Linked DNA regions of Mus musculus: region 1 is linked to region 2. Evidence: chromatin contacts called from ENCODE Hi-C or POLR2A ChIA-PET data. All regions are on one chromosome and are shown on one strand. Each heading gives the region's core, a stretch centred on a gene start or an enhancer-like site at or near the end of the contact. The rest is flanking DNA. Distances are from core to core; before and after follow the strand shown.

The links. A loop is a pair of places that touch in the nucleus more often than their neighbours do. ChIA-PET counts read pairs that join two places held with the same protein, here RNA polymerase II (POLR2A).
Region 1: a loop to region 2 is called in a map of left cerebral cortex, with 2.2 times the contacts of the local background. The contact joins the promoter of Klf10 here to the promoter of Atp6v1c1 in region 2. A Hi-C loop is called at or near these places in 5 of 37 maps with a recorded cell type or tissue (Patski, T-helper 17 cell, T-helper 2 cell and 2 more). POLR2A ChIA-PET finds 5 or more read pairs at or near these places in 4 of 5 experiments (Patski and embryonic stem cell).

What each region holds. Positions count from the first base shown.
Region 1 is chr15:38,296,453-38,302,471 of GRCm38, forward strand. It overlaps Klf10 (Kruppel-like factor 10), which reads right to left and starts at 4,259. Exons shown (of 4, transcript NM_013692.3): 1 at 4,107-4,259; 2 at 1,170-1,400; 3 at 163-1,075. The coding sequence starts at 4,142. It overlaps Gm35248 (a long non-coding RNA gene), which reads left to right and starts at 2,295. Exons shown (of 3, transcript XR_001781645.2): 1 at 2,295-2,369.
Region 2 is chr15:38,658,198-38,664,285 of GRCm38, forward strand. It overlaps Atp6v1c1 (ATPase, H+ transporting, lysosomal V1 subunit C1), which reads left to right and starts at 3,707. Exons shown (of 13, transcript NM_025494.3): 1 at 3,707-3,886.

The DNA.
Region 1 (6,019 bases), core at 3,009-5,508, 360 kb before region 2:
TTCCCAAGTGCTGGGATTACAAGGGTGTGGCACCAGGCCTAGGGACAAACTGACTAATTTTAAAGACAATGAGTCATCTACCTCACCCTCCCTTGCATTTGTGTCCACAGTCTAACTCCACATACACACCCACTTCAAAGACAGAGCCCACTCGGTCAGTACCTGTGTGTGTCCTCACGTGGGCCTTCAGATGGGAACTTTTAAAGTAAGTCTTGCCACACCCTGGGTGGCTACAGATGTGACTTCTTACTCTGGACGAGTCAATCTGAGGAGTGACCCTTGCTGCTGAAGGAGAGAATCCAGGAGCAGGGGCAATGGGAGACAGTCTGGTGCCACTGGGGCTCACCACTGGAGGCCTTGGGCTCTGCACAACGGGCTGGGGTACCACAAACACGACGGTGCCCTCAGGCACCTGAGTGCCCATGAACAACACAGGTGAGCAGACAGCTGGTGGCTGGCTAGGAGGAGTGCTGGGGACAACTGTGCTAACAAGAGAGTTGTTGGCAGGAAGGGGAACCATCTGGCAGATGACAGGCAGGGGTGGCACTCCCCCAGTGGATACTGTAGGTGAAGACACCAGTACTGACTTCTGCACTGGGGACGAAGGAGCTGGCTGAGACCTACAAATTACTGTCTCTGAGGAAGGCACAGCAAAGTCATATAGTGCAGCGCCCGCCTTCTCATCACCATCGGACACTGTGCTGGGCTCAGGCTTGGATCTGTTTGGTGACACTGCAGCACAGGGTATGTTCTTTCGAGTAGCCTCAACATTTCCGTGGGTTCTTCTCCGGAAAGAATTGTCCTGATAGTTGAGGATGCTAGCTGCTTTCACGGGGCAGGACTGGTGGTTGCACAGTTGGGCATCAGCTGTGTGACGGATGACACTGGTGGCTTGAGCCTTAGGAAGAGGAGGGGCAGCTAAAGGATTCTTTTCCTCCTCTTTGAAAGGAGTGGCGCCTGGAGGCTTGGCAGCATCGGAGAAAGATTTGAAGTGGCCAGTAGATGGCGCTGATGCAGTCAGATTTGACCCTTGGGAGGGTTCGAAGTCAGAGGGGCTGTAAGGTGGCGTTAAACACTACAAATACAAACACAAGCAAGGAGAGGAATTAGAGGTCCATTATGTAAACTCTTAAAAAATGCTGTCACTTCTACCCACTGAAAATACTTACAAATGCTGGGACTGTCTGAAGGTCAGGCGTCCCTGGAAGCAAGCTGTCATCCTCGGAGGTATCAGACACTGGTGTGACAGGCCTGTTTTCAAGGTATTTCTTGAAATGAGACTTCCAGTCGCAGCTCATGGACATGAGCGCTTCCACCGCTTCAAAGTCACTCTGCTCAGCTTTGTCCCAGGGATGCATCCCCTCTCTGGGCTTTTCAGAAATTAGTTCCATTTTCCCCTCCTACAAAAACAAAAGTTGAAGCTAATCAGTTATCTGGTTATCCAAACCGCAGGAATGCCCAATGCTTGCTATTTTATTTCAAGGTTAAAGGCCACCTTATTACCAGTAAGGGAATTAAGACGAATGTCTTAAAATGTAATTTGACTTAAACTACTTCCAGGTTAAAGTGGTATCTAGTTACCTAAAGTCTGAAATTGGTAACTTCATCACATACGGTGGAGATTGAGTAAAATAAGTGGACACACACAAATACAGCCAGGCATGGTGGGATACATGTATAATCTCAGGAATGTGGAGGCCAAGAAGTTGGAAGTTGCATCTCAAAATGCAAAACACACAAAGCAACCAAAGAGGAAAAAAATATTTTATTTTGGTCAAGTCTCAATCTCTTAATATCTATGATTTTTATCAGATTTATTAAACACAATGCTTTTCTGTACCATAAGGGACCAGACAGGCATAAAATATGTTCTTGGGATATGCAAAAACAAACAAACAAAAAACCCCGAGTACAAGTTGGTTTTAATTTAATTAAAACATGATTTGATAACCGATCATGCTCTGTGTGCAACACCTTCGACCTAATGTCTCACATTAAAAGTTCCATGACCTGAATTTCAAAAGAATCACCAACCATCTCTACTTTCCTCTTAAAAAGAACTTCCAAATTCTTCTGGTTAAAGTAGAGGTTGCAAAAATTATGAAAAGCCTCATAAAGTGGGGGAGCCTGGAATATAAGGCTCCAGGCCAACTCTGGCTATATAACTAGTTCAGGGCCAGCCTGAACTCATAAAGACAAAGCAAAAACCTAATACATAAATAAAATGGCAATGATAATCTTAACGCTTTTCTAAAAATGCCTATCTTCCTGCTGAGTGTGGGAAAACAAGACACGGTTCTTGAAACATCACTAACAATGTAATTGCATAATCGTTCGCGCCTTTATGTAAGCTGCAATGGATGAAGACTGTAAGTGTAAAAAGCCTATAGTCACCAACTCAAAGAAAGAGGGGTGGGAAAAAAGGCAGCCAGGGGTGAAGAATGTGAGCCGGGAGGGGAAGCCGGGAGGGAGCGAAGAGCTGGTGCGAGGCAGGAAAGGGAAGCCGGGTGGAGGCAGAAGCGAGGCGGGGCGGGGCGGGGCGGGGCGCGGGAGGCCGGCGGGGGAGATCCTCGCTGGCGGGGACCGACCGATGGGGCCGCCCTAACCTCAATGAGGCTGGCGGGTGAGTCACCGGGAACACTGCCCGCCGCGCGCACGTCCCCGCGCCCCGCCCCTGCCATTGGCCGGCCGGCCCGCGGCCCGCGTCCGGATTGGCTGGGCGGGCAGGGTGGGGGCGCGAGGAGGAGGGGGCGAGGCATGTGAACAAAGCGTGATCAGCGACTGCTCCGGGCGGCGCAGGAAACGTGAACTGGGAATTGCCGCGCCGTCACCTTTCCCCTACTTCCTGAGCACGGGCCCCCGCCCCCGCTCGGCCGGGGAGGGGCCGCGGGCGCCGCCGCCAACCGCTCGCCAGTGCGCGCCGGGCGGCGCGAGGGCTGGGCGGTGTCGGCTCCCGAGTCGCCCGCCCCTTCCACCTCCTCCGAGCCGCGGTTCCCTTAGGAACCGACAGCAGGGCCGGGCCTCGTTCCCGCCCCTGGCGGAGGCCGGGGCTGGGTCACTCGGGGACGAGAAGCTCCCCGGGTGCACCCGTTCGCCGCCCATCCCTGGCCTCCGCCTCGGCTGCGGGAGGTGGGGCCGGGTCCCCGCGGAAGCCCGACCGCCGCCCTCCTCCTGCTCGCCGCCTCCGGGGAGCGGCCGGAGCCTGGGGCACTCCGCCCACTCGGCCCGCGGGACCTCAGCCTACCCGCATCTGCAGCATTCGTCCGACTGCTGTTTCCGGCAGCCTGAGCCCCCGCAAGCAGTCTCTGCAGGCTCCCAGACGTGCGGCGCCCACAGCACGGGCTCCAGGCGCGCGGCCCCACGGTTCCCGCCTCGACACGCGGCCCCCGCGTCTCGCGGTCCCGACTCCCCCGCCAAGCTGTCGGGCTCCAAGGCAGGACCCTGCCCCCTGCCAAGAGTAATCTATAGGCAGCCACCTGCCTCCGCCTCGGATGGGGAGTCCCCTCCCGACGTCTGCGGGGGCGCCGCGGCTCCCCTGGCGGCCGCAGAGTCCGCGTGCCTTCCATACCCCGCGCGAAGCCGGCCATCCCCTCCCCCAGCCCCGGGCTAGCCCAGCCCCGCGGTCTCCACCTGGCAGGGTTTCCCCCTCCCCCGAAGAGCAGGCGCCCTCCTCTCGGCTAGGCAGACCGTGAGTAGTCCTTGTCACCCCGGGTCGCATTCCTGGTGCAGACAGGGGCATCTCCCGCCAGAGCCAGGTGCAGGGCGCCCCCTCCATCTAAACCGCGCTTCCAGGGAGACAGCCCCTCCAGCTCACTCGTCTCCTGGGGTCTCCCTGAGAGTCCTCCTTGTCTCCTGGATACCCAGGATCGCTCTCCCCTGGTCCAGGTCCCAGGCTTCTTCCGACCCTTTTTTTTTTTTTTTTTTTTTTTTTTTTTTTTTGCACATGCCCTCGATGATATTCCAGCCTGCAGGGAGGAAATCCCTTGCAAGACCCCGCTGCAGCCTGGGTTCTCAGGCGTGGCTTATTTAGGGGCTCATGCTTCGCGCTCCGGCTGGCTCCCCTACACTGACCGGCAGGAAAGGACCAGCATCCTCAGGTAACTTACCGAAGCTTGCTGGAGAGAAGCGCCGAAGTTGAGCATGGTTGGCTGCCTGGCCGCAGGTCGCGAGCTGCCTGGCTGCTGGCTGCTTAGTTAGCCACAGACGGGAGCACTGAGACACTAGACGTCGACGCCACCGCGCTCCGCGCTGTCTGCCCCCCTCCCCGTGCAGGTAGCCGCTCTGCCTGCCCCGCGCCGCGGGCGGGGTAGAGGGCGGGGCCTAGTGTCGACCAATCAGCGGCAAAGGTGTGTGAGGCCTCAGCCAATGAGCTGGCAGAGCCACGCGTGATCAGCGGCTGCCCGGCTGCAAGAGGCTCTGTCAGTGGAGCGTGTACACAACCCGAGGCACCGTGTTCCCTCGGTCCAGCCCCGGGGAACTCCGGGGACCACCTGACTCCGTGACGCCCCTCGCCCAACCCTAGCCTTCAGTCCTCCGCCCATGCCCGGGGGCGGCGCCGGCGGCGGGGCATAGCTGGGAGGCGCGGTGGCGGCGACTAGGCTTTGCGGAGAGCCGGCCCCACGTGGGGGGTGGGAAGGGAAGCCCGCTCCGCCCAGTCCCCTTCGCGCCCACAGCGTCTGGGCCCGCCAGGGAGTGGGCGGGACCCCGAGCAGGAGGCGGAGGCGGAGGCTGCGAGCGCGGCTCCGAGCCACCAGACGTTCTTTGGCAGCGTGGTTCTCGTGGGTCTTGCGTGGAAGCAAGGGATGGATGAACCACTGAGCGGCATTTCTGAGCATTTGCCGGGTTTTGTCACTCTAAGCCGGAGGACTGGGGAGAACCAGGGCGAGATGGTGGCGGCGGGAGCCCTGTCACGGAACAGACACCTGCTCGCACTCACCGCCCACGCCCAAGGCGGCAGGCGCTGGCTCGTCCTCCCATCTGCAGCACAGGCACTAGCAGCAGGGCCCGCCTCTGCGCGTCCCTCCCGTCCTTCTGGGCGGTTGGAGTGGGGACTAAGGGAAGCCGGTACCAAAGAGCTAGTGGCGTGGCAGGGAGCCCCAGACCCGACGCTCGGTGGCAGAATCGAGTTTGAGTTTGATGTAGTTGAAGTTTAAAATACAATGTTCGAGCTATTTCCAAGGTGGACTCCACTTCCCCCACCCGCGGGACCACAGTCTTCGCCGACGCCCTACCAAGAAACCGCTTGAGGGGATGGGGTGAGGAAAGCATGCTTGCAGGTGGGATTCCTGACCCGGTCAAACATCGAGTTCCTGTCCCTGCCCCCTCCACCGCTCCAGGGATTGAGGGCAAGCTGAGCTTCTTAGGGAAGCCAGCTTGTGGGTGCAGCAGCCCGGCTGAGGCTGTAGCCTCCTAGTCTGAGAGCTCTTGGCTCCTCGTTGGCGCCCTATTGCCCCGCCCCCTCGCCCGTTTGTGCGGGTTCACGGCAGCTGTTGGAGCCGGAGGGAGTGATAACGGGGCTTAAAGCAAACTAGAGATTTTTATCTTCTCCCTGGGACAGGCAGATCATGAGACAAAAGTCACTGCCCTCCTGTGGGCTTTTTCAGCCTGCTGGGCTAAAAGGGCTAAAGCAGGTGCCCTTTCTCAGTCACCACAGACTAGGTAAAGGAGGGAATTTGTTTTAGAGGCCTCCAGCTCTACCAACATCTATCTGATGGTTCCTTCTGGTATACCTAAAGCCAGCCAGCAACAAATGTAATGATAATAACGTGGGCCAGAGAAGCCCTGGGTGGGGGTGGGAGTGGGGGAAGATGACTGAATGGCCTCCTGTCACTGCCTGCTCTGAATCCGCTGGAGGAGCGCCAACTCAGCAACCCAGGCAGCTCTTCCTGCCTCTCTCCACCCGGTGCCCTGCTTCTGTCTGCAGGAGTGTCCTTCCCTGCAGGCTTCCTTCCGCTTGGGCTGGCCCATCCTGTTGATCTGAGTCTGAAGGGCTGGAGCAGCTGGCCTGGGCACCTGCTGC
Region 2 (6,088 bases), core at 2,457-4,956:
CCAGGTGCTTAGTTAACTGCATTATTCACATCATCTTACAGAATCTGCTGTATAAGCCAATTGGGATTTATAGATGGCTAAATTGAGCCCCATAAACATTAGCAAGTAGCAGAGGCCTACTTGACTCATTGTATTAGTCTGTGGCCCTTCCCAGCCCCTGTAAGAAAGGAAAAGCAGCTCTCCTCCCCTTACAAGCCCAGGTTCACTGTGTTCAGGTCTTGATAATCAGAGTATCCTAATATCCCTTCCTACCAAGAACCAGCTATGCCAATAATGTTTTGACAGGCATTTGCTTCCATAATTTATATTAAGTACACTGTCTACTTGTCCAACTTGACCCCAATCAACTTGAGGAAGAAATGGCTTATTTCATTTTACAGCTACAGTCCATCATGGAAGAAAGCAAAGCCAAGTTTTCAAGCAAGAACTTGGTGGCAGGAACTGAAGCACAGATCTTGGAGGAACTCTGTGTGCTGGCTTGCTCTTTACAGCTTGCTCAGTTTGCTTTCTTATACCATCCAGAACTACCTACCTACGGGTGGCACTGACTACATTGGCTAAGCCCTCCCACGGCAATCATTAATCAAGACAATACCTCACAAACAAGTCCCAGGAGACCAGAAGAGGTCACTGAAACTCCTGAAACTGGAAGAGGCTGTGAGCTGCCTGTAGGTGCTGCGAACTGAACTCTAGTCCCCTGCGAGAGCAAAACATCCTCTTAAACACTGAGCCATCTTGTTTTTGAAGGCAGTTGTTTTTGAAGAAAGGCTCCTTCAGCAATACTCTTCTTGGGTTTTCTCCTTTTCACTGTACTTATGAAGTGATCAGTAGCAGCTCAGGGCACCCCGCAACCAAGTTCTTAGCACAAAGATGAGTTATTTGTGCTAGGAGAAAGCAGGTAATAAGAGACAAAGGCAGGCGATAGCAGATGAGGGAGAAGGGAAAGGGATATTTGTCCCAGAGGATGGGGGCACAAAAGACTTCCTCTGGATAGAGAGAAGATAGATGTGGCCCATAGGAAAATGGCAGTTTATAAAGGCAAAAAGGAAAACCCCATGTTAGGGTGAGATGTTTAATTTTAATTGGGCATGCTAACTAGGTGAGTCAAAGGGGGCTTTTGATTGCTGGATTTCAATACTTCAGAAGCTCTGCTGGACCTTGGTAGTCAGCCTCTGGAGGAGGAATTGGCCAAATAGGAAATAGACCGTAGTGGCTGGCTTCAAGAATGTAATCTAATAGATTTTAGCAAGGCAGAGGGAATTGGGGATAAGGGCAAGGTCTGTCAGAGTCACACTCACCTTGGTCGCCATGGTCGCCATGGTCGGGTTGGCCAGAGTTCCTTCAATTTGTATTTCTGTAAATGAGGTATCAATGGAATGCCTGCTTTCTCTCCATCTACCTTATCTGTTGTTTTAAGTGTGTTCAAGATCCTTCAATCAAACTGCTTATTTCATAGATTTCTTCTTCCTGATTCAAAGCTAAATTCAGCAAGCAGTAACCATTCTACAGGCTGGATGTTATACTGTCATGAAATCCCTTGCCAAATAACTTAGTCCATCACTTTGACCTGAACCTTAAAATTTGAAACAAAATTTCAGGACAGAGCTAGAATGCAGCCAAGTTCTTTTCCAGAATCGGATACAAAGGACTTCTAGTCTGATTCCCAGTTAAATCATTGTTCCCATCGAAAACCTAGTGAGTCCAGATTTCCTTTATTCCTGTGGGCATTCTGGTCTTCGGGATCCCACTCACTATGACTCACTAAACTATCCATAAAGCATTCCAGAGCTGCTCTAGGCCACAGCGCCAAACTCTCACACACAGATCCTGCAAACCAATTTCAAAGACTTAAGAAACAGGTTTATTAGACTGAAGAACCCGTTCCTTGCTAACAATTTTGTGTATTGCCTTTTTTTTTTTTTTGTTGCTACAAAATAATCGACAAAAACAAGGAAGGAAGCTGTGGTTTGGTGAACGAGGCATCCTACACAGCCTTAGGAATTTGAATACTTGGTCCCTGTTTGGTGGGACTGTTTGAGGAAATTTAGGGGCTGTGGCCTTGCTGGAGGAAGTATGTCACTGTAAGGGGCAAAGACTCATACCGTTTTTTTCCTTTGCTTTCTGCTTCCTGCTTGTTATTTGATTTGTGAGCTCTCAGCTATTATGATTGCTATGTCTGTCTACTGCCACACTTCCCTGCTGTGATGGTAATGGACTGGAATGTGTTTTATCACAGCAATAGGAAAGCAATGAATACAGAAGGGTTTCTTTTGGCTCACAGTTCAGCAAGGTGGTGAGAGTAATTGTAGCTCTGAAGGCAGGAGTCTGAGAGCCCTGGTTACATTGTATTGGTAGTCAGGAAGCAGAGAGCAATGAATGTTGATGCTTAGCTTTCTCCTTTAAAAAAAGATTATTTATTTGACAATTTTATTACATTTATTTATTTGTGGGTACTACAGCTTGCATGTGGAGATGGGAGGCTATCTTGCAGAATACACTTTGTGGTTCTGGGGATACAATTCAGGCCATCAGTCTTGGTGGTTAGTGCCCCATTACCTGTTGAACCTTCTCTCTCTAATCCTATTTATCATTTTTAAAAGATTAATTTTATTTGTATTTATGTGTATGAGTGTTTTGTCTTCCTGGGAGTGCATATGATTACAGGTTCTGCAGGAGGCCAGATGAAGCCAATCGGATCTCCTGGAGGTAGCTGGAGTCACAAGGCACTCCAGGTGGGTGCCAGTAAGGAATTCAGATCCTCTGTGAGAGCAGTATGTGTTCTTAACCTCAGAGCCATCTCTCTAAGCCTCGAAAAAAAAAAAAAAAACATTCTGTGTTGGTTCCTATCATTCAAGATGCTGCTGCCCATATTCGAGGTGAATGTCCTACATTAAACCTGGCTGGAAACTCCCTCCAAGAGGTTTGTCTCCTAGCAATTCTAAAGCCAGTCAGGTTGACAATGGAAATCTATTATTCCGCTTGCTAGTAAGAACAGCCAGGAGTGCCCACACATTGTGCAAACAGAACCATAACCTCTGGAGCTTCACTTTGCTAAGCTGTAAATCTAAAAACGATTAAAATAGACAAGTCCCCAATCCTCTATGCAACCTAAAATGCTGAGATATGCACCACCTAACTTCTCAACCAATGAGATGTGCACGGTTTGTGAGAGTAGGTTGATATCTATTTTTCTGGAACCCAAGGCTGATGGTTTTTCCCTGTCCATAAACCTTTCTTGACTTCCTGTATCCATTTTGGTACCCCTAAACCAGACAGTTTGGAGTTCCTGGCAAGGGGGTCACTCCACTAGCTAATTCTAAAAAACTAATTAACAATGTTTGGTGCTGAGTAACTAAACCTGAACACTTTATCACTTTATGGAACGAAGTGATACCAGATTGGATGAAAAATATGAAACTACTGAAGTGGATTATTAGAAAAAATTTCCCCGAAACCTGGACTGTCAAAACTTGCAGTGCAGAAGTCAGTGCAGGAGCTTGGGGGAGTCTGAATGGCTGAAACCTGTGGGTAATTTTAGGGTGGGCGGGAATTTTCTGGTGGCTGGCCAACCACCGCAGGTGCATCTGGAGGAGCGGCAAGCTCCGCCCACCCGGAAGCCCGCTCTGCGCGCTCTCTCAGCCCCGCCTTCTCCGGAGGCCTGGCCGCATCGTGATTGCGCGCAGTGGTGCGCGCGCGTAGGCGGAGCGGCGTGCGCCGCGGTCAGCTGACTGCTCCGGCTGGCACGTGACTTGCTCTGGGCGCAGGGGTCGAGGAAGCCGAAAGGCCGGAGCTTAGGTCCGGGAGGGATGGAGCGCTGAGCGGTTAACGTCTACCAGGCTTCCTGCCTCCGCACCTGTCGCCGCCGCCGCCTCCTGAGACACCTCGGGTCAGTGAGCGATAGCCCTGCGGGGAGCTGACGCTGCAGTGGCCGCCGGGGAAGGATGGGGGCGGCGCGGGGGCCTAGACTGTGGCGTCGGACCTGCAACCGGCCTGGGTGCGGGCTCTCCGCATCTCAGGGCCTAGGGTTGGTGTCTTTGGAAGAAGAAGGAGGGGGAAGGGGCCCAGACGGGGAACTCAGTGGCAGAAGGGAGAAGTGTTGTACATTCGGGTCCTTCTTGGGTGGGAATCCCAGCGAGTCCTGGTCACTTGTGAGAAGGTGGACAGTGACAGAATGCCTCAGGTGAGGCTCAGGGTTCACCGGCGTGTGTGTGCAGTCTCCACTGGGTGTTTACGCCTGTATGTGAATAGAAGGGATTACAGTTTTCAGGGCGGAAGGGGTGCCCACTGCAGGCAGGGGGCGGTCACAGAGGACACGGGGGTCATTGTAGGCAGTGGATGAAACAGGAATACAGGCAGCTTAAAAACATTTCACTAGATTGGGGTTGGGGGAGGTTAAACAACATCCCCGAAAAGGAACTGGTGGACAGAGTCTCTTATAAGGCAGATTGAATCACCTATGAGGCATAAGAGGGAAGCTTGTGTTCTTTTCAGAGGAAAAATGTTATCAGGGGGAAAATTGTCTACTCTGTACTTAGTGGTGCCCCGGGAATGAAATGGTCGGGTGTGAATAGCCCAGCCCTAAAAGTTCACATTGATGGTGGGAAGATAAGTCACAGGGGAAAGATGAGGTTGTATAGAACTGGTAAAAACAGAAGGAGGAGAAAAGTATCCTGGAGGAAAGAAAACTTGAGTTTGGGTCTTGGCAAGTCGGTGGGATTGGAGGCAACAGAGGAGAACTTTTTACTCAGTGAAAGCCTCGTTATTTGAGGGCCTGATGAGAGAAGAAGACATGATTTAGGGGTGCCAAAGGCCAGGCTTTTGTAGTAGGCTGCATTGTGGAAAAGTGGGAAATAGTTTTGAAGTCTGGTGATACTTGTTCATATACTGCATGCTCTATGGCTGATACTATGGGAGTGCTAAGGTTTAGGAAGCAGACAGGGACTCTGCTGTCAGAGCTTCCAGACAGATTCAGAGGAGATAGGTTTTAATAGTCGTGCATTTGGCGTGTGATAGAGCACTAACCTTTAGTCCTAGCACTTAGGAGGCAGAGCCAACCAAAGCTAAATAAATAGTGAGACCACTTGTCTCTCTCTCTCTCTCCCTCTCTCTCTCTCTCTCTCTCTCTATATATATATGTATACACACACACACACATATATATATACATCTACATATATACATATATATACACACATATACATAAATGTGTGTGTGTGTGTGTGTGTGTAAAATCTACTCCGAAGGAGTAATGGAGCAGTACAGAGATGTTTCCCAGGAATATGACTTTTGTGGAAGATTCAAAGAAGGCTTTGTTGAGGATATGACTGAGAAGAGGTTGGTGTGAAAAGGGGGTGAGCAGGCAGGAGTGAAAAGGACATTCCAGGTTGAGGGAACAGAGTTTGTCAAGGCCTTGAAGTGAGAGGAGGAACGTGCCTTTCCAGAACTTGCAGAGAACCTGGAATGAGAAAGGTGTGGTGGTGGGATGTGGACAGACTGGCCTGTGTGTGGGGAGAGCTGGAGTCAGACTGCTCAGGGAATCCAGTGAAGATCATAGGTGCTGGAGACAGACTGTGTGTGGCCCTGCAAGTCCTCCACAGTTTGAGCCGCCCTGGCAGGTAGAGTGAGTTGCAGGCCAGCCAGAGCTGCTCTGTGAGAGTGCTTTGGGTTTCTGTGTGCTGTCGAGCTGGAGGAGATAAAGAGCCCTAAGGTGAGCTAAAGTGCTCACGGTGATAATCGCAGTTAAGTCTGGCAACAAGTGAGTCTCGTTGTGCTGAAGTCGGAGCCTCGGCTTTTCTGCTCAAAACTACAGGATCCTTTTGTCTTTTGGTTACTTTGCAGGTACCAGATCGGATCTCAAGAAATAGTGCTCTGCATCCTGAATGCTGAGAGCTAGGGGCTACTCTTAGTCTGCATTTAAACAGGGCAGGATTTACACACACAACACACACACACACATCTTTTTAATTTTTTTTTAATTTTAACTTTTGGAGACAGGGTCCCTGGCTATCCTCGAACTCATTATATAGACCAGGCTGACCTTGAACTCACAGCTATACACCTGCTTCCTGAGTGCTGGGATTAAAGACTT